Regions from separate parts of the Homo sapiens genome. Here all the other regions are linked to region 1. Evidence: chromatin loops called from intact Hi-C (ENCODE). Cell type or tissue: Caco-2. All regions are shown on one strand.

Region 1 (8,000 bases):
AGTACCAACAGGTGAATGAGGACCCTGGTTTGAGACACATGAGAGACAGAATACTAAGTACATTCCCCAGCCTGACACATTAAGACCTCTGCATTATACCTCTTGTCCACACTTTACTCTAATAATCCCAATGTGAATACACTGCTCTAGGCAGGTGAGTCTGTTCACAGTCTACCAAATATAGCTCTGCGTCTCCACCTCCGCCATTCCTCTTGCTGGGTGTTCTCTCTCTCCCACCACCAATCCAAACTCTACCCATCTTTCAAAGCACCATTTAGTCCCTAGAATCCTTAGTTGGCTCCTCTCATTTTTAATATAACATCTTTGAGGTAGGCATTGTGCATACTTCATAGTACCTTGCAAGTATTAGACTTAGAATAAAACTGTGTTGACTGATATAACTGATGCATGGTTGGAATAGTAGGTTCTTGGGTAAATTAATCCTAACATCAATAGCTCAATTCCATCATAGTCCTTGAACAGGCAAAATGTATGCTAATCACAACAGCCGTACTCCTAGGTCATGTATATAGGGGAAAATGTTACACTTTATATAAAAATATTATTTCTGAAAGAAAATTTATTCATTCAACAAATATTAATTAAACATTTATTTTGTGTTAGGCATGGTTTTACTGGAGATAATGTGACCTTCTCACTGTGTTTCTAGTCTTGTGGGCAGAGAAAGACAAGAAAAAAATTAGTAAAAGATATAGTATGCTAGATGATAATACATATTATGAAGTAAAACAAAGCAAGAAAGAGGGACTGGGGCCGGGCGAGGTGGCTCACACCTGTAATCCCAGCATTTCGGGAGGCCGAGGCGGATCACCTGAAGTCAAGAGTTTGAGATCAGCCTGGCCAACATGGTGAAACCTTGTCTCTACTAAAAATACAAAAATCAGCCAGGCGGAGTGGAGCACACCTGTAGTCCCAGCTACTCGGGAGGCTGTGGCAGGAGAATTGCTTGAACCTGGGAGGCAGAGGTTGCAGTGAGCCAAGTTCAGGCCACCGCACTCCAGCCTGGGTGACAGAGCAAGACTCCGTCTCAAAAAAAAAAAAAGAAAGAGAAACTGGGATTTGGGGGAGCTGCAATTTATTACTTGACTGTAAAAGATGGCCTCTGACTGTCTGAGAAGAAGGCATGTAAGTTAAGACCTGAGAGGAGTGGTGAGTAGGGAAGCTATGCAAGTATCTCAGGGATTGCATCCCATATGGAAAGAACAAAAATCCCTAAGGCCCATGTGTAACTGGTGTGCTAAGTAGCAATAAGAAGTAGGATAAATAAGGGAGGGACTCTTAGGAAATTAATTAGGAAGGCTAAAGAGGGGGGTACAGACTGTAGAGCCTTTTTTTTTTATGGTCTGTGCCTATAATCCTGAGAGAGCTGGGGAGCCTCTGGAGAGTCTTTGGCAAAGGTGTGAAGTTTTATGACTTTTGATTTAAAATTACTATTCTCGCTGCTGTTTTCAACACACTCAAGGAAAGAGAAGAAATGGGGAGATTCATTAGAAAGCTAGTGCAATAATTTTGGCGAGAAATAATAGGGACAGAGACCAAGATGTATACCATGGAGAAAAAGAAACAGAAATATTCTATCCACTGACTGATTTTGGCAAAAATGAATACATATAAGAATTCACACAGACATTAAATTATTGCAAAGTACAGGCTACAAACATAGCTTTCTTACAGATGAGTTCAGGTAAACGTACTGAAGCTCTAGCCTGATACCTTTGAAATTGTATTTAATAGGCATGCCCAATGAGGAAGCATTTTTCTTACTAGGTAGAAGTTAATTTAGCTATAGAGAAAATGAAAAGTTTATTTTTTTAAGGTGTTTTCAAGCCTATTTTACTAAGTGCACATTTGATAGTTATTCCAGTTGTGTAAACCAATTCTGCATTGGATAAATGTGTATTTTCAGTTTACCTTAGTGTAATTTCAAGAAAGAATAACTGTCAGAAAATAACAATACTAAGAGAGAATTTACACACTTTATCTTTGCAAAAGAAAATAATTTGATATTTACTATTCTAATATAATTTGTAAAATAAGCTATGCAACTGCAGAAACTGCAAAAATTAAAGACTGTTAAATCTCAGTGTAGCTGCCATGTGCATATAGAGACAAAACAGACATTACATACATCACCAGTTGGCAAATTAGCCCCCTTGCAGAGGGAAATTTCCTCTTCTTTCTTTCCAATTAGAATGCTGGCCTTTCATTGCTTGCTCTTCGCAGTGCTGTTACTACTTGAAAATACAGCTCCCTGATCATAACCTGCTGCAGATACATTTTTTCAAATACTCAGGATTGGCTGGCTGTTCACCTCACTTGTGTTGGAAAAGAAATGTCAGCCTTGTTACATACAGCCTCCCAAAGTTACTGCTAGCTTATCTAAATGAATTACATAATTCTCTGCTCCTTCCTTGCTGGGGAGGGCTTGTTCAACAGACTGCTGCCTTAAGACAATAAAGACTAATAAAGTAGTAGTCACGGAAGAGCACTCGGTCTAGTCCTGGGTGGGGAACCTGGTCGGGTTAGCTTTCTGCTCCCTCGCTTGCTTCGCCAGAGAGCCGGCCCAGGGTCGAGAACAAACAGCTACTGCTTTTCTGTTCCAGACCTGACAGACAAGCTCCACATGTCCCCTGCCTGTGTGTGCCATCCCGCCCGTCATGCTTTCTCATAGGATGGGGAGTGGGGGAAGCAATGCGTGCTCTGTGTGTGTGTGAGTGTGAGTGTGTGTACATGGAAACACACTCTCTTTTGCTCCTCTCCCCTAGGTTTTTCCTGTGCTCCAGAAGTTATCAAACAACGAAATGGGAAATGGGACATGTTCAGTCAAAATTCCTGTTGGCACGCTTACCCACCCACCTTTTTCATATTGCGTAACTAGGTGAATCGCCCGAAATTTACTCCATTCCTGACTCCCTACTACACACACATACACACACTCTCACTCTCTCTCTCTCTCTCATCAAAAAACCTTTCTACCAGTGATAAGAGACTGGCAAAAGAGAAAAGATATAAACAACCAAAACCAAGCAGATCCCAAACCGAAGTCAATTCTCTCTCTTTGGCCCAACATCAGACCTTAAAACATTCTTATCTCTCCAGTCTACCTGGGAACCAATGGCACACCCTATCAAGACACCTCCACCTCCTGTCCATTCCCAATCTCCTAACCCAGCCACGTTCCATCATTACTTTTCTAAAAGAAAGAGCTAAAGAGTTCCCTGATTAGAACTCCGATGATTAAAAGCTTCGGGTGTCTATCGGGGCGCAGCGCCACACTCGAAGCGCCCGGTACTGCGGAGCGCGGCTCGATTGCAGCCGAGAAGCGCGGAACCCGCAAGTGGGGGTGGGCTTGCGCGCTGGGGTCCGCGCCGAGGGCTACTCCCACCTCCGCCAGCTCCCAGCCCGACACCTGCCGCGGGACCCGTGCGACGCTGGGCGACGCGCCAAGCCCACCCTTCTCCGGCTCATCCCAGCCAGTTACTCCGCGAAAACTCCGGTGCGGCCAGAGCCAGCGCCTCCAGCCAGCTCAAGACACGTAAGGAAAATGAGCGGGTGTGGGATAGGCGAACTCGGGCGCCTTCCCAGTGCCTCGGCCTTTTAAAGAGAACCGGGGTAAAGGAAAACTTGGATCCCCATCCAGAAATTCCCCGGGAGCAGGTGGTGGGAAAGCCCGAACTCCGCGTAGGGTACCCTCTCCTTTCACCCGCGTCGTCCCCATACCCTTCGGCAGGAGCCCGCGAACGGTCCGGTGATTTGGAGCAACCTGCGACCTGCCTGCACTGGAGACCCCACCTTGGTCCCCCAGAGCCAGTTTCGGACACTCGCATCGTTTTTCTTCCCCTCTCATCCTTCACCTTGTCAATGAGAGATTTCGCAGAAGTCTCTGGAAAGGCATAAACTCGCAACTTACCCTCTTTGGAATTTGTCTTTTTCGCTCCTGCTTATTAAAGAAGGAAGGGTGGGAATGGAAGGGAGCAGAGTGGGGAAGATCCGCTGGTATTTCTCCTGCTCAGATCCTAAAGATTGATGAAGCTAGGAAGAGACGCCTCCTTAAAGCCGAACTCCACCTCATCCCGGATCACGTGACGGCGTCCCGCGAGTAGCGCCTGAAGCTCCCCCAACCCCACAAACACCTCACAAAGGTGCACACCTCGGGGAAGCATTGCCTAGGAATTTTGGAAAGAAAAGCAATCCAACAGAAGCCACACATTATTCGACACAGACCTCCCGCGCAGGGGAAAGGAAGCCCTAATCCCCACAGTCCTCGACTCCGGGGAAGGCAGGGCAGTTTCCCGAGGCTTGAAAAAGTCGGTGCCACTGTGCTTTTCTTTGTTTGCAGGTCAGTGCCATCTTGTGGCCGAAGTCATACCCGGCTGGAGAGCTCGAGCGCCAGCCCAAACCAGGAATCAAAGGGCTCGCTGGGAAACATGAAATTCGCCACAATAATGGCACTAATATTTTCTTTTGCTTTCTTTTGTGACGCTCAAATAACTCTCACGCCAGTGCCGAGAATTTGTTTTCCTCACTTTATAAGTGAACAAAGAGAAGACCTTTAAAAAGTCAAAGCAGTCAATCGGCCCTCCTTTCTTTGGCCCACTGAGAAAATGCATTAAGTCAGATTTGTTCCCAGCGCTTAGCTGCTTTTTAGTTTTTTTAGGGGAGAACCATGAGCTGAATATTTCCCTGGTGGTCGAAAAGCGTCAATGCAATTTTCTCGGTGATTAGTACTACAGTACTGAACATTATGAAGAAAAAAATAGAATGTACACCGAGTACGTTGAAGGCGGCCAAACCCATCATGGTGCCCGATGATTCAGGCCAATTACTGGCACACTGATCTTAGATGTTTTACCTGATTCTATTCTAGTTTCAAAAGTCAAAGTTGTAAACACACACATACACACACACACACACAAATTATGTAGACGATGAACTGATGCAAATGAGTAGAACTTCTTCCAAATAAAATTGTTAAAAATAAGAAGTCTTTCTAATAAAGATACAGGGCACTGCCCAGAGAATTTATAAAGATTTCATTAGAAAACAATTCTAATGGCAGTCTTTCTTCTAATTAAAATCAAAATAAAATTCCAAGACAAGTGGACTCATCTGAACTTTATACTGTTAAAAAACGTTTTCTTTTTCTGATTGTTAGGCTGAATAAACATATTTAAGGTTCAGTATAAGCTCATTTATATAGATAGTGATGAACACAATCTCTGGATGTTTTTCCAAGAAAGCTTTCCAAAATATGTGTCACTAGACATATTTTTATATAGTTGGAAAGGCATTGTAATTAAGAATTAAAATGTCATGATTATGTAATGATTGTACTATTAGTGTATAACAACAGATATAAGCATACATATAAAAATCTCTAATGGTTAAGCAGAGTAAAATGACAACAGATTCATTTATACACACACACACATATACACACACATACTTTTTTTTTTAACCAAGGCACAATAATTTTTACCAAGGCACAATTTAGGAATTTCAACTCTTTCAGGGAAGAATAACTAATATTCATTCAGGTTTCTATGCATCCTCTGTCTACTCTATTGCCTTAAGTCACATTCTGTTCTTAGAAGGAAGTTTTCCCCATGGTTTTGATCATCAAATTGGCTATCTTTAGCCTGCTATAAGAATTACAAATGAAGTAATTTAATTCTCTACTAAGAATATATTTTTATGTAGAAACTATTATTATGTCAGCAAATATTTTGGACTTGAGAATATAATTTGGACTCAGGTACTATGCTTTCTCTATTTCCCAAGAATACTAATAAAGGCATGTCTGCCAGAGTTCTGAACTATTATGGCCATTGTATTTTATCATTTTATTAACTCAATTTTTATGAAGTGTTCTCCCTAAGGAAAATTTGTGAAACTGCATTCTTGAGTTATTAATGTCAGATACCAATCTTTGAAAGATCATTGGTCTCAAGGACTCTTTTCTATGACAACTTTATGATACAAAGAGAAGTTCTGAAATACTCAACAGTGGCTGGGGGCGGTGGCTCACGCCTGTAATCCCAGCACTTTTGGAGGCCTAGGCAGGTGGATCATGAGGTCAGGAGTTCGAGACCAGGCTGGCCAACATAGTGAAACCCCGTCTCTACTAAAAATACAAAAATTAGCCAGGTGTGGTGGTGCGCATCTGTAATCCCAGCTACTCAGGAGGCTGAGGCAGGAGAACTGCTTGAACCCAAGAGGCAGAGGTTGCAGTGAGCCGAGATCGCACGACTGCACTCCAGCCTGGGCAACAGAGCAAGACTCTGTTTTGGAAAAAAAAAAAAAAAAAAAAAGAAATGCTCAACAGCAAAATTATATAATTCTTTAGGAATACCATTTACTAGGATTCTTTCCAATGTGAAAAATAGAGAAATTAGACATGGTCCAATGGCCAAACACAACATAAAATTCTCCAATAATGTAATCTTATAGAAGATTTAAAATATGCAAAGTAGTTTGAATTTCTTAGAAAATACTTATTAAAGAGTTTCCTCATTCCAATTTTAAGATCATATATTTTTCTACTCTTCAGTGAATAATCAGCTGCCTACTTTCCTATCTGGGATTCAAACTAGATAAAACTTCATCTTTGCTAGGGAGAATTTTTTCTTTATTTCTGTGTATTTCTTTCTGTAGTTTCATAACAGCCTGACCTATAAACCAAGGGGAATTATGTTAATGACCTAATCTCATGCTCTCTTGAACAACAGTCTTGCTCTGTGATATAAACTGAGGGATAGGATCTACTCATTAAATTTCTGTAAATCTAAGTTTTGTATTCTAAACAATGGAACAAACTTATGGCCTGGCTCAGCCTTTAAATTCCATGATTCAGTAACTGCTTAAATAAAAGTGTGACAGTATGCTTGCTACTGGAATTGAAACACACTAATTACTAGTCTTCTGAGGAATTTCTGCTACAAGAGTTAAAGTTTCTGAAATGCTATCAGGCCTTGATACAGGTAAATTACCATGAATTGTCACTCAGAAGAAACTTAATAGGCATTAATACTACACGAGAAAACTGAAATGTATATGACATTGATAAGGGGGTAATTCCATGGGGGTAGAACTATGATGAAGCACGTCAGTGAATCAGTTCATATTCTATGAATTGATTTTGTGTCAGGATTTTCCTTCTTTCTGTGACTTACCTGCTGCATTTCTTTGGATCTTTGACGCCCAAGAATGTAAAGCACAATTTTATTTTATGGACCACCAAGAAAAAAATGCTTTCAGTAAAGCAATGGCATACCATCAATAGCAAATGAATATTAAAATATTAAAATGCTTTTTAAGCCCACATTTTAAAGCCAATGAAATATAGTTGGTAAAGAGTTTTGACTTAATCAGCACAATCAAATAGTCAGTACAATCATTTTATTCATCTGACTTTTGGAGAGCATTAACTAGCAGAAAAAAAGTGATGATTAATTTAGTTAAAAATGTGAGTATACAAGTGCACAGACAATTCAATGATCTCCTTTGTGCAGAAAACACACAATACTATTTGTGGATTTTCTCTTGATCTTGATTTGAAATGTGAATGCCTTTCAGTAAAGTTCTCATTTTGTTACATGGGCTGCATATTTCGGGGCATTTTTAAAAACTCTGTCACAATAAGGCTCTAGACAAGTAGGATCTTAAAATTTAGTAAATAGCCAAATCTTTTTCTGCATGCCTTATACTTTCAGATACCCTTTAGACATTCAAAAAAAAGTGTAATGTTATATTACAAAACCATAACATTATGTTTTTACTATATGATATAATGAAAGGAGCTTTGCCACTGTTACTATTACTGTTTTTAATAATTATTATTACTATTCCCTTCATATATTCTTTTGAAGAGACAAAATAAAAATAGCTGGCAAAAAGAATAAGTATGAATGCCACCACAACAGCTCTCATCATCTGTGACAAACATCTCTACTTGGTCGTCTTGCCCCTGACTCCCGCTC
Region 2 (8,000 bases), 210 kb after region 1:
CACAGGGGCATACCTGTAACATCTCACTTTTGTATTTTCTCTTTAAGTCAAATTGGGTAAAGCAGAAGCTCCCAGGTGGGCATTTATAATACAGCTGGAGATCAGGCAAATTGCTTATTTCCTCATCTATAAATAATGATCTCTAAGGTCTCTTGCAGCTTTGAAATTTGATTTCTCAGAGTATTCTGCAAATGTTATATAGGAGATCATGCAACTGGAGACACCTAGAGCATGTCTAAAAGCTTTTTTAAATCAACCAAGCAGCAGAAGAGAACCTGTTTCACTTAACAGTGACAGTGGCTGTGTGTATTTACAGAAAGCATCTCACTCTAAGTTGGAATATTTTGGCTGGGTGCTTAGGGTATGCAGAACTACGAAGTGTGTGTATAAGGAAGGGTGTGTGTGGGTGGCTATTGGGGCCTTGGGGTTGCAGAGGGGAGCGGGTTTTCTTCTTTACTTTTGTCCTGGTTGCTTCTCTCCAGTTGGGTAGATTATTAACAACAACAAAATTGTTTCACATATTTATAACCTTTTTCTTAACTTGTTTTAATGGTAATATTCACCATGAGTAATTATGTGTCATATATGTACATTATTTATATAGCCATGTTTCAATCTATTTGATGCAAGGTAAAGTTCATGTTGTCTGAATAATAAATCATAGAAATAACTTTTAGCAGCTACTCACTCCAACCTTGGTAGTTTTACAAATGAAAAAACTGAGCTTCAGAGTGATTAATCATTGTATTGAAGATAACTAGGCTGGGTGCGGTGGCTCACGCCTGGAATCCCAGCGCTTTGGGAGGCTGAGGCGAGCAGATCGCTTGAGCCCAGGTGTTCAGGACCAGCCTGGGCAACATGATGAAACCTTGTCCCTACAAAAAATTAGCTGGGCACGGTGATTCCCACCTGTAGTCCCAGCAACTTGGGAGGCTAAGGCAGGAGAATCACTTGAGCCCAGGGAGGGGGACTGAGGGGAGGATGTTGCAGTGAGCCAAGATCGCACCACTGCACTCCAGCCTGGGCGAGAGGAGTGAAATCGTCTCAAAGGAAAAAAAAAATAACTAGTCAGTGACCAAGGGAGAGCTAGAACCCTGGCCTTCTGACAACTAGCTCAAGCCAGTGTTTATTCTTTTTGGGTTGTTCTCATCTGCTGGAGTCAGCCACAGCCAGCAAACATTTTTTGAGCCTCTACTAACACCAAGTATTTTCTGAATAATGAGGCAAGGCCTCTGCCCTGGAGGAGCTTGGAGGCTTGGGAGTGAGTCAGCCATGAAAACAAAGTCAATTTGTTATGCTAGTCCCTTATGTATACATTGAAATACTTCTGGGGCAACTTTACTATCTACACCTACAGTCTCTTTAATATTGTAAATTGTTGTAGTTGTTTTTGGTTTGTATTTTTGTTGTTTATACACAGATAATATACTGAAGCATTCTTCTAGACTATGTAAAGATAAGGCAAGAATAACAACTGTTGCCCAAATTAAACTTAGCGATAGGCTTATTTAGGGTGTTAAAGCTCCAAGTACCATATATTTGCTATTTTTTTTCCTGTCATCGCAGGGGAAAGAGAGATGAGGGCTCTCTGTGGCATCATGACTATTTAATCTAAAAGAACAACCATTTACAGACATATGAGGAATTTTTTTTCTCTCCAGGATCATCATTACAGTTCAAAAGATTTTGCTGTTTTATATTCAACCTCAATTCTGGCTGAAAAAGGACAAATTTGTTTCTTTTAAAATATTTTAAAGGTTTTTCAAGATGGATTTAAAATATGTTGACTTCTTTTAAGTTAGGCAATTTTTTCCCAACAACTTTACAAGTAAATTCAGGATCAGCACTCACAGTCCCAATGCCACAGGAAGATTAAAGAAATAACAGTTTATACAGATGCCCACACTCCTCTTCAATGTGCACATTGGAAAGCAGGTTTAAATATAATTTGAACATAAATACAAATGATTCCCTGTATGAAAGTCACTATGGTTTCCATTTGAAATTACCCAAGTTCTAGAGCTGTCCCGCTGGCAAGCGGCTCTACAGGAATTACCACGGACACTGCTTCTTGATACATATCTTGCTTTCTGTTTTGCTTTGGCTCTAAATGCCAAATATAAAAATCATGTCATTTTCAGTTTCCTTTAAGAAACGGACCCTTGATTGTCATGAAGAGTCCACTGGAGGTTACTGTCTGGAATCCTGCACCCACCCACAGCTGAGAAAGAAAAAAATATTTTGAAAACAATTCTAAAAGAAAAATAAGAGGTGGAAAAGCTTAGGTACCAGGCATTCACACTTCATCATTCCTTGTACAGTGTTGACCGGACTACTTGCCTGGTCCCAGACCAGTGTTCAGCACCGGGGAGATGTAGTGGTGAGCAGGACAGAGAAAGCCCCCAACTGCTCTGAGCAGGTGAAGGAAGACAGACAATTAAATGAGCAATTGCAATGGCATGTGGTGAGTTTCACAGTCAGGCACAGCTTCCCTAGCTGCATGATAGAATCATCTAAGGGTGACTAAGTATAAACCTCTGGGGATAAAGCCCAGCTTTGCAGCATTAGGAACATACCACAGGTAATCTACCATGCAGTAAATGTGGAGAAGCCCTGGGGAGGGTAAATGCAGGATGCTATGGGACTACGTGGTAGGGCAGTGACTCTCCATCCTTAGCCAGCATCAGAATCACCTGTAGGCTTCTTCAGTACAAACTGCTGGCCTCCACCATCAGGGTTTCATAGGTCTAGGGAAGCAGGAGGTTAAAAATATGCATTTCTAGTGAACGCCCAGGTGATACTGATGTTGTTGGTCCCAGGACCATACTTTGAGAATCACTGTGCTAGGAATAACGATCCTACTTCAGGGAGCTGTAATGAGTTTCCCAGAGGAAGTGATGTTTAAGGTAAACTGCAAAGGCTGAGTTGGGATGAGGGAGGTGTGTGAGAATATATGAGTGTTTGAGTGTGTGTGGTGGTGGTGGACAAGAGAAGCTGGAAGGAAATGTTTTACAGAGAGAGGAAAGCTGAGCAAGGGCCTGGATATAGATTTGAGGAGCTGAATGAATGTTCGGCCTAGCTGGCTTCAACTAGGTCACGGGGGCAGCATAGTCCCACTGAGGAATTTCGGTTACCTTTTAATGGTTAAGTGGGAATAGGATGTGATTAGATTTGTGTTTTTGTAAATCTGCTGGGATTACATTACTGAGCATGGGTTGGGTTGAAGTTGGCAAAACTGGAGAAAGTCTAGTCAAGAAGCTTCTGCAGTTTTCAAGTTAAAAATATGATAGTTTCCACATGGATGGTAGCCATAGGGAAGGAAAGAAATGGACAGATTCCAGAGGCATTCGAGACAGAGTGAATAGGATTTGGTGATTGATTTAAGGTAGAAGAGGAAGGAGATCAGAGTGAAAGCTGTGTATCTGGGTTTGGCTACTAGATGTTAGTGGTGCCGTTCCCACAGGTGTTAGAGTGAGAAGTGGTAGGGGATTATGCATTGCGACACGCTGAGACTTTCAAACAATCATTCAGAAGATAGGTGGATGTATGGGTTGGAGTACAGTAGGAGTGGGAAATGAATTTGGGAAGTTATCAGCGGGGGCCTACAGAATGAGCAAGGAGACAGAAAAATGGAAGAAAGCATGGAGCCATGAGTTTCTTGGTTTTTGGAGATATTTTTGTGGCTGAAGTTGAGACCATCGTGTTCATTGTAGGGTAAATGATTGCTATTCAGTCACATGTCTTAGAAATGTGGTTGGATAAAATAAATGTAAGAGAGGGGTTTTCTTATGGGTGTCTATGAGGGTCTATGTATACATGACGTGAGATTGCTTCCTCTTCTTACATCTACGAGAAGGGCTCTTAATTTTCTTTCCTTCTCATGTAGCTGGAGGAGAAGAGCTCTGCAGTTTACTACAAAGAGGCCAAGTGAGGGTGACCACTGGGAGAGGGGAGAGACTACATTACCTGGAGGAAATTTGTGGTTCTCAAATGCTGAGCTCTAAATGTGTCATCTAATCTAAGGGTATCATGTCTGCCCTTGATTGCTAGGAAAACACTAGAGTTCTAGGGTAAGACATTGGGTGAAGCGAGGTGGGGATGCCTTTTTGTTTTTCCATCCATATGCGACTGCAGGATGTACAGCACACTGTTTGTTACTTGGGCCAGTACCTATATCAAGAGAGGACATTGGATTTAAAAAAGAAAAAGAAAGTTCTACCCTCAGGGAACTTATTTAATAAGGATGTAATGTGACATTTTAAAATCAAGACTCTCTGAAACAGTACATAATGTAGTTGCAAACAATGTAGTTTGATATTAATGGTATGTAAATGAGTTAATATGGAATAAATAAACACATAAAAACAACCCACAAAACCCCATCCTAACTGTTTTTCTAGCATTTAGACTCGACACGGTAGTGCTTTCATTTTCTTCCAGAAAAGGACAGTGGCACCTGGAACGCTGTCACCATCCCCTCTTTGACGCACAGAAACCCCATCCACAATTCCTATCGTGGGTCCTGGCCTTCCCTTTATCCCCGCAGCCCCTTTCGGCTTTTTGAAATGCTCAGGGCGGTGCACGCTGGCGTGTGCTGCTGCCACCTAGAGGGCGAGTGTGAGAATGGAGCCTCCCCTTCTGTGTTTATGAATCCCCACGCAGAAATGCAGAAGTAACCAACCTTTCTGTGTTTTAATCTCCTCCTTATTTATATTTTTCTTACCTCCTCTCTTTTTTTGTTCTTTCATTTTCTTCCATTTTTTCTCTGGGTGTAGGGATGTGCAAACATTTTTCACAACATTACAAACTCAAAATGTTACTATCTGAACAATGTCTTTTCTAGAGGCATCAGTGGTTAAATACTGTTTCCTGCGGGAGTGTGGGGATGTTTCTCACTGTTTTACCACCAACGATTTAGGCTGGATAAGGTATGAAAACTTATAGGGCCCAATGAGAAACAGAACTGGGTCCTTTCACACATGAAAATAATATTTTATAGACATTGTGCTTTCTCTTTTTGTTTCTGTTTTAAGTGACTTACCCATTTTAATGTGAGAATATGCCTTACTGATTTAGAAACATTTTTCTTTGCAGACTTGACACCATCCTTCACAATCAAACTTCGCATGGCTAAAATGTCAAACCATGGTGCTAACCCACTCTATCAAACTATATAGTACTAACTAAAGAGCTATAACACATTCTCTACTGGAATGCCATCTCCTTCATGCTTTAAAGGAGAGATGACTAGAGTGAATTAAATAAAATGAGAAACCTTCATTTTTACAGCCATTTGCCTTTTCACATCAGGCAGAACTTGATCCTTATTCAGTTCCCAAAAAGCCCGAAGTGGTGTGTGCCATTTGTGTGTAACTGCCACTAAGTTTTATATGGATTTGATGAATTTCACATCTCAGCTTGGGACTCCATATAGTTAATGCTTTTTAATCAGAGTATTTTAATCAATAACATGATTAGGGAAGAATCAATAGCAAATACTAGCTTTTCTAGTGTATCATACATGATGAAGGCCTAACCTGGGGAAATAACTTCCCTATCCACCTCTGAGTATTGTCTTTAGGATCCAAGAGGGTAAGAAGAAAGATGTGCTCTTACCATTGTCATTGCCTTGCTTGATTTCCTCCGCTGTCCGGTCTATCAATACATACAAAGACCAAACCACACAGGTGATCGCGATTACGTGGAATGTGACAGAGCAGAATATTTTCCTCCTTTCACTTGTGGTCATCTGTAGTTTCTCCCACTGCAATCAGAAATGAAGGACACAAAACTGAATTGCAAACTAGGAAATTTTGCTCCTCTTTTATTTCCCAGACACAGATCATGAATGGAAGAAAAACAGTAAATATCTGCAATTTCAGATGACACTGTAATATTCAAATAAGTCTTCATGTTTAGAGAGATATGAAATTATAACCTAGAGAGTTACATATAACTTAAATACATATGTGTGTGTGTGTGTGTGTGTGTGTGTGTGTGTGTGTATTTTTTTGAGACAGGGTCTCACTCTGTCGCCCAGGCTGGAGTGCAGTGGCACAATCTCAGGTCACTGCAACCGCTGCCTCCCAGGCTCAAGAGAACCTCTGCCTCAGCCCCCAGAGTAGCTGGGACTATGGGTATGTACCACCATGCCTGGCTAATTTTTTTATGTATTTGTAGATATGGGGGTCTCACCATGTTGCCTAGGCTAGTCTCAAACTCCTGAGCTCAAGTAATCCACCCCCACCTTGTCCTCCCAAAGTGCTGGGATTATAGGCATGAGCCCCTGTGCCCGGCCTAACTCAGATATATATTAAATTGCAAACAAAAATAATTTTCTATTCTCCAAATGAATTAAATCAAGTCATTTCTGTTTTGCAAGTCTATAGTTTCCTCATCTGTACCAAGAATGAGATAGCTTTAATATTGAACAATTAAAAACTTCCTTTTCAGGATTCTGCCTATCACTTCCTTGTGGTACTAGGTTATACGTAGTAATAGGTAACACTATCTTCTTGGATTATCACACAACTGGACATAGTTTTACATTCTTGAATGTATAAATTTAATAAGTATTTGAATGACCGAATGATACCTGCAAGAGAAAGTCAACATTTTCTGTTCACAACTATTATAGAAAAACAAATTTTATCACTTGGGCGATACTAGAAAATCTGCTGAAGCCTCTTTTAGAGCAACCTTTAGTTGCTGCTACCGTAAGGGTTGTAACTACTGTGACGACCGCTGTCCTTTAATCACACTCCTGAGAAAGTTGAGGGCTGCTCCCTCAGTCTGGGAGAGGAAGAAGGCCGCAAGTTTTATTGAAGTTATGGTCTCCATAAGGGAATATCTCCCATATTTACTTTGAAGAAATAGCCTCTCAAAATATATTTTAATGTCTTTGTAGCTACAGTATCACTTCATTATTATGTTAGGAATTGTGTTTTTATTTTTCTTTGCATTCTTTCCATTAAAAAATTACAGTGATTTTATTAGACGTGAACTGACATGCCAAGCTTTTAATAATCTAGGATTCTTTACATTATTACGCCCTCACTAAAGCAAAATCTTCAGAACTTCAGAAGACCCCATTCCTTCCCCACCTGACCATCCCACATGTGGATTTCAATGCACAACCCAAAAACAAGATGGCGTACATTGTGGTACATAAAGTCCTGTCTCTGCCACCAGCTTTGAGACGTGGTTAAAATCATGTACTCTCTCTGGGCCTCACTGCCTCGTCTTCATGAGGAGCAGATTTCAACAGAGGCTGTGACAGAGGTGGAGAAGAGAATAACCATTCTTCACTTCTTCTGTTAACAAACTAATTCATTAGAGTCGGCATTGTGCCCATCTTAAAGCTGCCTTTCCAACCTTTCTTGGCTCAGGTGTACATTGATTATTTTCCAGCAATGAGATGTGAGCCAATATCTAGTGGGACATTAAGTTTTTGCCTTTCTAATGTAGGTATTGTCCTTTCCTTCATTTTCTGCTCTTTGCTACCTGGAATTCATAATTAAGTGGGAGAGTGTTCATCTTGCAATCTTGAGGAAAAATCTTGAGAACTGGAGTTTTCTCAGCCCAATCAGCAACAGCTTGCCTTTGGCCATCCTGTTGTCTTCCTGATTAAGCCATTATTTCCCAGGTCTCTGCCACTTGCTGTCAAATGCAATTATTGGTAAAAGAATTAAATAGATACTTCCTAGCTTCTCTTCCAGTCTATGGAATAAGAGCCTATAATTTCATTTGCAAGAGAGCATGATACTTCAAGTATGACCTTGATGCTCTAGAGCAGTTTAAACATTTTAGAGAAAGAAATATTTTATTTACAAACACCATCCCTTCCTCTCCTCCTACTGGCCAATCATCATGTAATTTTCCTTGAAGGAGTTTGTTAGAGTTAATTAAAAATTCATTCTTTATCTTGTACTTTGTTTTTTATCAAACTATATTTATATATTATTCCAAGCATAACAAAGGGTAAATATTAATAATGTGAT
Region 3 (8,000 bases), 280 kb before region 1:
TATTGTTATTTTAGCCACCGTATATTCCTATCTTGCTAGATATTACACCCAATTGGGACAAGAACTATATTTATTCCACTCAGTGTCTCAGAGGAATAAATTAATCTTTCCCATTGTTGACTCTGCAATTCAAATCAGCATTTATTTTCTGAGTTGTAAATTGTAAGTCTTCATCTCCCCATACGAAGGACTATAAAACAAAATATGCTAAACCAGGGAGAAGACCAAGAACAAGAGATGTTCTGATACGCATATAAGCTAGACCTGAATCTAAAACCAAGATGTTGGAGGGGAAAAATCCCGTTTCTAATACTCAATCTAGAGAAAACAGGCAAATTGTAAAATAACAGATTGGAGGCACAAGAAACAGAGTAAGGAGACACAAACATAGAGCTCATCTATGGATTTTTCCCATCTCTATAAATTGTGCTACCAAGAGAAGTAACTAAACACCTTCTGATCTACAAATACTGAACCATCTTAAAAGTTTTACATATAAAACTTGAATTCCGTTTTTTAAATCAACACAATGTAAGCAAATATTTTGAAACATTGAGGAGTGACCTTTTCCACACCTCTCACTTCCATCCCGCGCCCATGTGCAATCACTTCTCACCATTTGTTTTTTTTTTATTGTTATCCCCAAAATTCTGAGCTTCTTTCCTATTTCTTCATACACAAACTTTCAACTTCATTTAGTAGCATCCTAATAAAATAAATGGGTTTTTTTTCACTTATAAGATGTCTCACCTTCCCTCCACCTTTTCCAAATACGATAATAGCTGGAAAATTGTAAAATCTGTTTAATTTATATTTCTTGTTCTATTAGCCGTAGACATTTTGTCTTGACTACTTATCTGCTTTATAAGCTGAGATTATTAGCTTCAGCTTATTTCTATGTGTGCTTAAAAAAAGAAATTAAAACTGGCACATGGAAACATGCCTTAAGATGAAGTAAAAATAGAAAACAAAGTCAAAGACTTCTTGTGTATGCTCATTCATAATAGTAGGTTTTTTATTTCTGATTTTGCAAATTGGCTGTTAAAGGAATGCAATGAAGAAAATTTATTTACCTAATATGGTAATGTCTGCAAAAAATTATAATTTTTATGTCTATGAGAGTATGAGATAGAAATAGTAAAACAACTCATTCCTTCCTAATTTTTATTTGTACTTTCAATGTGAAAAGCTGTGTTATCTTTCTCTCTGTATATTTCATCAGTAACAGCGATTTCATATACAAAATACACTCAATATTTATATGACTCTGTCTTCTTTCAAATATAGCTACTCTGGAATTCAGGAGAAGAAACACATATAAAAACACAAAGAAAAACCATGTTAAGCCTATGCAATTGAGGGGATAGATGTGTTTTATGGAGGAAAATATGATGCTGGATCAATAATTGAGGAGAAATTATATTACAAATATTACAAAAGAAAGAAAACAGTGAGAGAATTATCTACATTTTCACCTCATCAGTCACTGCCTACAACTTGTGGCTAAATTTGAGTGAAAAGTTACTATCTAATCAATTCCAAAGCTTCTAAAAGTAGGAGACCTACTGTTATGTAAATCATCACCTGATTTCACAGTTAAATGTGTAAAAGTGAACAGTCTTTCACCAATTTTCTAGGCGACTGTGCTAAAGCTATCTTTAGAGAAATGAAATGTGACAGCAGTATAATTTCATTAGATATGTGGCCTATTTTAAAGCCTGAATGGGGGTAGGGGAGGGAAATAAAAGGGCTATTGTAAAAATTTATGCAGATTATAATAAAGGCAAACAGAGTAGTAGAGAAGTAGAATGTAACTGTCATAGCTGGCTTCCCAGGAGGTGAACTCTGAGATGTAGAATAGTGCTCAAGAAGTGTATTACAACTTCATACATATTCCTAGAATCAACTTTTGGGATGAGAAGGGAAGGAGAGGAAGCTGTATTTGCAGAGGAAAAAGTTTTACTGATGTACACTTGTAATAAGGAACTCTACAGCTGGAATCACCCTTCAGAGACTTCCTGAGTTGAGACAAAGACATCAAACTTTTTTCTCCTCAGGCTTCTCAGGGATGACTGAGACAGCAAACTTGTATAATCCTCTCCCCAGCCCCCACTTCCACATCAACCATGGGTTGGATTCAGGCTGCCCTGGGGAAGGGAGTTGTTGAGGTAAGTTAACAGGAGAAGGTCAATAATTGATCATTATCAGCAGGCATCATTCCCAGCAGCTGGGAGAGTAAGTCCTTCGGTTCTGAAAGGGGAACTGGACAGTGCATCACAGCATCTAATGCCATTTACTCTTTGGTCACTCAGATCCACTTCATGTAAGTTCAGGAAACAGCTCCTCCAGGATTCTGATAGTCCTCTTTTCTTGGGAAGAAACAGAACGGGGAGGTTTGTGGGATGAACTCTAGCGCGCACAGAGTCTCACGACTATTACTCATCTTTTCCTTTCCCTGCTATCCATTCTAGATCCTGCTTGCCTTCAGCTGGTGCCACTGCTGGACTAGGTGGCTCACCTGATGGGCATGAGCCAAATCCTCATCCTTGCAGGCTCTCAGCCTCTGGCCACCAGTTCTTTCTCAGGCAATGACTATTATACCCATTTACACTGAAAACTGGGCAAGAGAGTACCAAGAGACAACCAAGTGGATAGCTAGATGTCAAAGAGATGCCTCCATTCCCCCACTGTGTAATGACACCACGACTTCCTCCTGATAATCTGGGTGTATTATTTCTGCCAGGATGATGAATGCTCTTTAAAGCTGGCAACTTTTCATGTAACTCTTTTAGAAGCTTTTCCCTCTCTGGGAACCAGGATCTCTAAATCTGCAGAAGCCATGATTGTGGCGCTAGAAAGTACAGATGATAGTTAGCAGGAGAATGCTTACTTCTGCCCCTTAGCTCCCAGACCCATGTATTCTAACAACTGAAGACACAGCACCACACACTAGTCCTTGATTTAACTTGCATATTGCATCCTGGAGGATGGCAGCTCATCTTGCAGTGCATCATATCGGGCTTGTGCTTCAGTTGAGCCTCCCATGAACTATGCCATTGCTCTATAATCCCTGCAGGTCCCGGGTGGTATAGTATGTGACAGAACCTGTAGACCTTTTGGTTCATATTTTCATTGGTAAACCTCCTTTCCTGTTAAGTAGGCTCTCTGATGTGATGTTGCATGGGTTACCATATCAATGGATCAGACGCATGTCAGCCCTTGAATATGGGTTTTGGCTAAAGCCCCAAAAGTAGGAAAGGCAAACCTGGAGCTGAAAAATGTAACATATTTCCATCAAAATTAATTGTTTCTCCTCAGGGTAGAAAAAGAGCAATGATGCCCACTTGCCACCAGGTGGCTGCTTCATCTTCTGAAGACCAAGGTCCTCCCCATCAGTTACCATTGTAGGCAGTTGGGACTTTTGGCAGCGGCAATGGCTAGATCAGATGTGCAGCAGTTGTCCCTTAAGTGCAAGTTTGCTTTCCAGGGTCTTCGTGGCCTGTGGTACAGAGAGAGGGAGACCACATTCACATAACTTTCCTTACAGTATATTGTTATAATTATTCTATTTTCTTAGTGCTGTTTTTAATATCTTACTGTGCCTAATTTATAGACAAATCTTTATCATAGATACATGTGTATATGAAAAAAACAGAGTATATACAGGGTTCAGTACTATTCACAGTTATAGGTATCCACTGGGGGTCTTGGAACATAGCCCTCACAGATAAAGGGGGACTGCTATAGTTAGGGGGGACCTGTGCTGTTGGACTTTATATATATGGTCTCCATCTCTGCCAACAAGGTCACTGTTTCTGTGCCCACTGGGCCAGTGCTGGTGTGGCCAATCACCCAGGCTGGTAGGGTCAACTGGCTGAGCCATTCGTTCTCTTGGTTGTTCAGTGCTTCTTCCATCATGGGTGCTCTCTGGTTGGTGTTGACATGAGATACAAAGATCTTGCCATGGCTGTATCATTTCATTGTCCTCACTAAGTACTACTATCAGATCCATTTTCCTCAAACACTGCTTTATTTAAGTTATCCTCCTCGTTTAAAAGCATCAAAAGTGTTCCCCTTTTTCCTAAAGAAAAAATGAAACCAAAATTGTAAAACCTTCTCTAACCTTGTTCTAATTAACCTCTCTACTCCATACACAAAATATCGATGCAAATCGGAATGGTCTACATATCATCCCCCACAAATACGCAATTGGATTGCTTCTTTTGTGCTTTGCCCATACCATTTTACCCTTTTGAAAAGCTCTTCCTTCTCCTATTCATCTTTCAAAATGATCTAGATGAAAATATACATGGTAATCTAAGATCCGGCAGTGATCTCTCTCCCCTCTAGATTTTATCTTGAGAATACTATGGTGCATAGAGCACCCTATTAAAAATTCTTTGCATATAATCTCTCAGCCACTCTCATATCATTGTTCTGCTTTGTAATTTACCTTCCCACACAATTAAGTCATTTTTCTAGTCTGTCTAAAGTGTAAATAATTTGAGGGAAGGTAGTATGTTGGCGCCGTATGCACTATAGTGCCCAGTAAATCCTGAATCAATGAATGTGAAAAAATACCTGCTGGAAGGTAAACATTTGTGCCACTTTCTCATTGAGAAAGAAGCCCTCCTAAATGCAGGATTTATACCATCCTGGAAATGGCAGCACTTAACATAATGCCAAATTATGTTCCATTCTAGGCCTATTTGTACCAACAGGGGGTCTCAGTACATTCACTGTGTAAAAAGGAAAGCTAATTCTTACAGTGTGGGATTCATGCAGGTCTTTTGTGTAAAAAAGAAAGTAAAAGCTAATATGATACACATATAATAGCAATGAAAGCCTGGGTAGCACATTACCAGCTAGAATCACCAGGTAAAACACCCCCAGTGGTAAGTAATTATTCAGTGAACACCAAGCATTGAAGGCAGCATGCTAATGAAATTTTATAATCATAGCCATATTCAAGTAAAGCACCAAATGCCTGAAGATCAAGTCATTCATATGAAAGCATCTTTCCATCTTGGTTGCCAAAATAATTGTGAATTTTACTTTTTTAAAAATTATCTTTTGTTTCTAAATTTTTCAAGAGTTGAAGCTATTGAGTTTATTACAGTTCACCACTCAGTCACATCCTTTTAATGCTGCTAGGAATTAGGATCACATGACTCCACAAAATAACATTATAGGACCAGAATCTAGAGCAGTGACTCAAGTAGGAGCGATTTTGCTGCACACACCACCACTCCACTGCAGCCAGAAGACATTTGGGAATGTCCAAAGACATTTTAGTTGTCACAACCTGATGGGGGAGATGCTTCTGGCATCTAGTGGGCAGAGGCTGACATGCTGCTAAATATTTCACATTGCACAGGACAGCCTCCCACAACAAAATATTTTCCTGCCTAAATATCCATATTGCTGAGGTATAGAAAACCTAATCTAAAATGAGGTCCTTTTTTTTTTTTTTTTTTTTTTTTTTTGAGATGGAGTTTCACTCTCGTTGCCCAGGCTGGAGTGCAGTGTCCCGATCTCAGCTCACTGCAACCTCTGCCTCCCGGGTTCAAGCGATTCTCCTGCCTCAGCCTCCCAAGTAGCTGTGATTACAGGGGCCCACCACCACACCCAGCTAATTTTTGTATTTTTAGTAGAGATGGGGTTTTGCCATATTGGCCAGGCTGGTCACAAGACGTGCTTTTTTTTTTTTTTTTTTTTAGGTTGTTTTAGTCAAACAACCTAACAAAAGGAAGTGCATCTTTCCTCTAGAAGTAAGAGATTAAACTGTGGCTTCAGTTTAAAATTAATTTATTGTATATAAAGACAAGAATAGATTTAAGAGGCAGTGATAACAAAGTATCATCTAAAATTTTGTCTAGAAATTTTGTATTGTAGCCAAGGTAGATCATACCATAAAGCAATGTGGAATTAAAACCACAGTGAATTCTGCTTCAGTTTCTTGTATTCTATGGACTTTAAGAGTTGCAAAATGACTTCTATTACCACAGTTGAAATGACATGGCATATTTTGAAGTTATCTGCTTCCCAGGGCTGGATATTAGGCAAGACATCGTTACCATTGCCATGTGGATCCTTTAAATGTATTCCAACCAAATGGTTTCCAGAACCTGCTGTACTGTAACTCTTTCTGTATTTACAGCCTTTTCATCTCTCCTTGCCTCTTCCATTCATCAAGTGCTCTTAGCCTGACTTTATGCTTTCAGTGTGTTTGAAGTACACAGATGTAGACCCAGCATCTGTCTGCTCTATTCTGTAACAGAAAGTGTTCTCTGCTGAAGTGACAATCCACAGAGTAACTACCATGAGTTAGTTTCCCAACAATTCACTAGGGCCTTTCAATAAAAATAGTTACATATTGTTCTCAAAATAAGAAGTGATATTTCTTCTAATAACTGAACAGAAAGGGACAGGTGGAGTCGCTAGTTTCCATTAGTAGCAAATTTTGTTTCATTAGTAGCAAATTTTCTCAAAGTTCGTAGCACTAAGATATTTAAAGAGAAAACAGAAGGAGAAACACACCAAAAAAATTGTGTAGTGTGGCTCACAGTACACACAATGCCCATTAGTAGTAGTAGCAGCAGCATTAAGACAGGAGCTCGCTCTGTCTCCCATTACTATTAATAATAATTAATGACAGGTAAGAAAACATTTCATGGTATGGGGAAATCATATTGCTTTATATATGAGAAATTTGTATCGGATATAAAAATAAATGAGTTGTTGTGTTTCTCCAGTGAAAACAATAATAAAGAAATATTCAAACTAAAAACACATTCATTTTTATCCAAGTTTGTCATGCATTTTTTTTTTCTTTTTTTTTTTGAGACGGAGTCTCACTCTGTCACCTAGGCCAGTGTGCAGTGATGCGATCTTGGCTCACTGCAACCTCCACCTCCTGGGTTCAAGTGATTCTCCTGCCTCAGCCTCCCAAGTAGCTGGGATTACAGGTGCCTGCCACCACGCCCAGCTAATTTTTGTATTTTTAGTAGGGATGGGGTTTCACTGTGTTGGCCAGGCTGGTTTCTAATTCATGACCTCAGGTGATCCACCCACTTTGGCCTCCCAAAGTGCTGGGATTACAGGCATGAGCTACGGCCCCCAGTCTGTCATGCATTCTTATGCTAAATAGGGAGTAATGGTAGAATGTGCTGTATTTATTCATCTAGCATTTGTGGATGTACAGTGCATGAAACTGATAGGGAAGGCATCACCATGAAGTAGTATGAAGCAATTTTATTTTAACATAACAAATGGCAAAATAACCAGATAAAGAAAAGAGCAGAAAGAGCTAATTTTTCAAAAATCGAGATAATACCAGCTTTTAGTCATATAGTTTGATGAATCCCTAGATGTTGATGATAACTAAAATGGAAAATGGAATATCTTAGCAGGCCAGCACCTGAACTCTGTCAAAGGTGTGCTCGTGAATATTTGTAAGATGTTTTTATTAGTGCTTGCCTCCGTTATAATGGTTGAAATTGCTAAAGGAACTTCAGCAAAATCAGAGAACATAAAATTTCCTATGGAAAGGACTCCTAGGATCCTAACTGTACTGTAGGTTTTAGGTGGTCACACAAAATACCTTAGAATTTCACCTATAATGGAAAAGGATTATTTTTAAGTCAATAGACAAACTTATAGTCCTTAATCCATTACTAACTAGATAAATGCCTTGAGGAACTCAGATAATGTGTCTTGTTTCTGATTTCTTCACATGTAAAATTCAACTATATTTAACAAATATTTATTGAACTTGTCCTAGGAAGTGGATGGATGTCAGCAACATGAGAAAAAAGAAGACACAGTTTGTCTTTCTTGCTCTTCAATTATGACAAACTCTGTTTGTCTTTTGAGTATTGTGAAGTGAGATAGTTGATTAAAAGATCATACTAAAAGTATCAAAAGGAAGAGATAAGAGTTGAAACAAACAGAGGTGCTGTCCTGTTATCAGAGTGAGAGCCACCTGTGTCATTTATTAT

What was found. Peaks named below come from ENCODE experiments on the same cell type or tissue, not always from the same donor. Only the 100,000 strongest peaks of a DNase experiment are listed, where the experiment ranks them.
Region 2: a loop joins it to region 1, with 5 times the contacts of the local background. A loop is called at or near these places in 20 of 110 quality-filtered maps.
Region 3: a loop joins it to region 1, with 18 times the contacts of the local background. A loop is called at or near these places in 24 of 110 quality-filtered maps.

Annotation. Positions count from the first base shown.
Region 1 is chr4:163,328,551-163,336,550 of GRCh38, forward strand. NPY1R (neuropeptide Y receptor Y1) reads right to left here and starts at 4,046. Exons shown (of 3, transcript NM_000909.6): 1 at 3,932-4,046. In Caco-2, a CTCF peak has its summit at 4,371 (motif pointing left); a DNase peak (open chromatin) is centred at 4,351; H3K4me3 peaks cover 2,165 bases.
Region 2 is chr4:163,539,980-163,547,979 of GRCh38, forward strand. It overlaps MARCHF1 (membrane associated ring-CH-type finger 1), which reads right to left. Exons shown (of 10, transcript NM_001394959.1): 9 at 5,617-5,764. Among named protein-coding and RNA genes, the nearest start is that of TMA16, 49 kb to the left of the region's middle. RefSeq lists an enhancer at 842-1,341. In Caco-2, CTCF peaks have their summits at 4,622 (motif pointing left) and 4,826; a DNase peak (open chromatin) is centred at 4,582.
Region 3 is chr4:163,045,291-163,053,290 of GRCh38, forward strand. No RefSeq gene overlaps it. Among named protein-coding and RNA genes, the nearest start is that of MIR4454, 44 kb to the right of the region's middle. RefSeq lists an enhancer at 6,688-6,857. In Caco-2, a CTCF peak has its summit at 3,356 (motif pointing right); no DNase peak of the experiment used is centred here.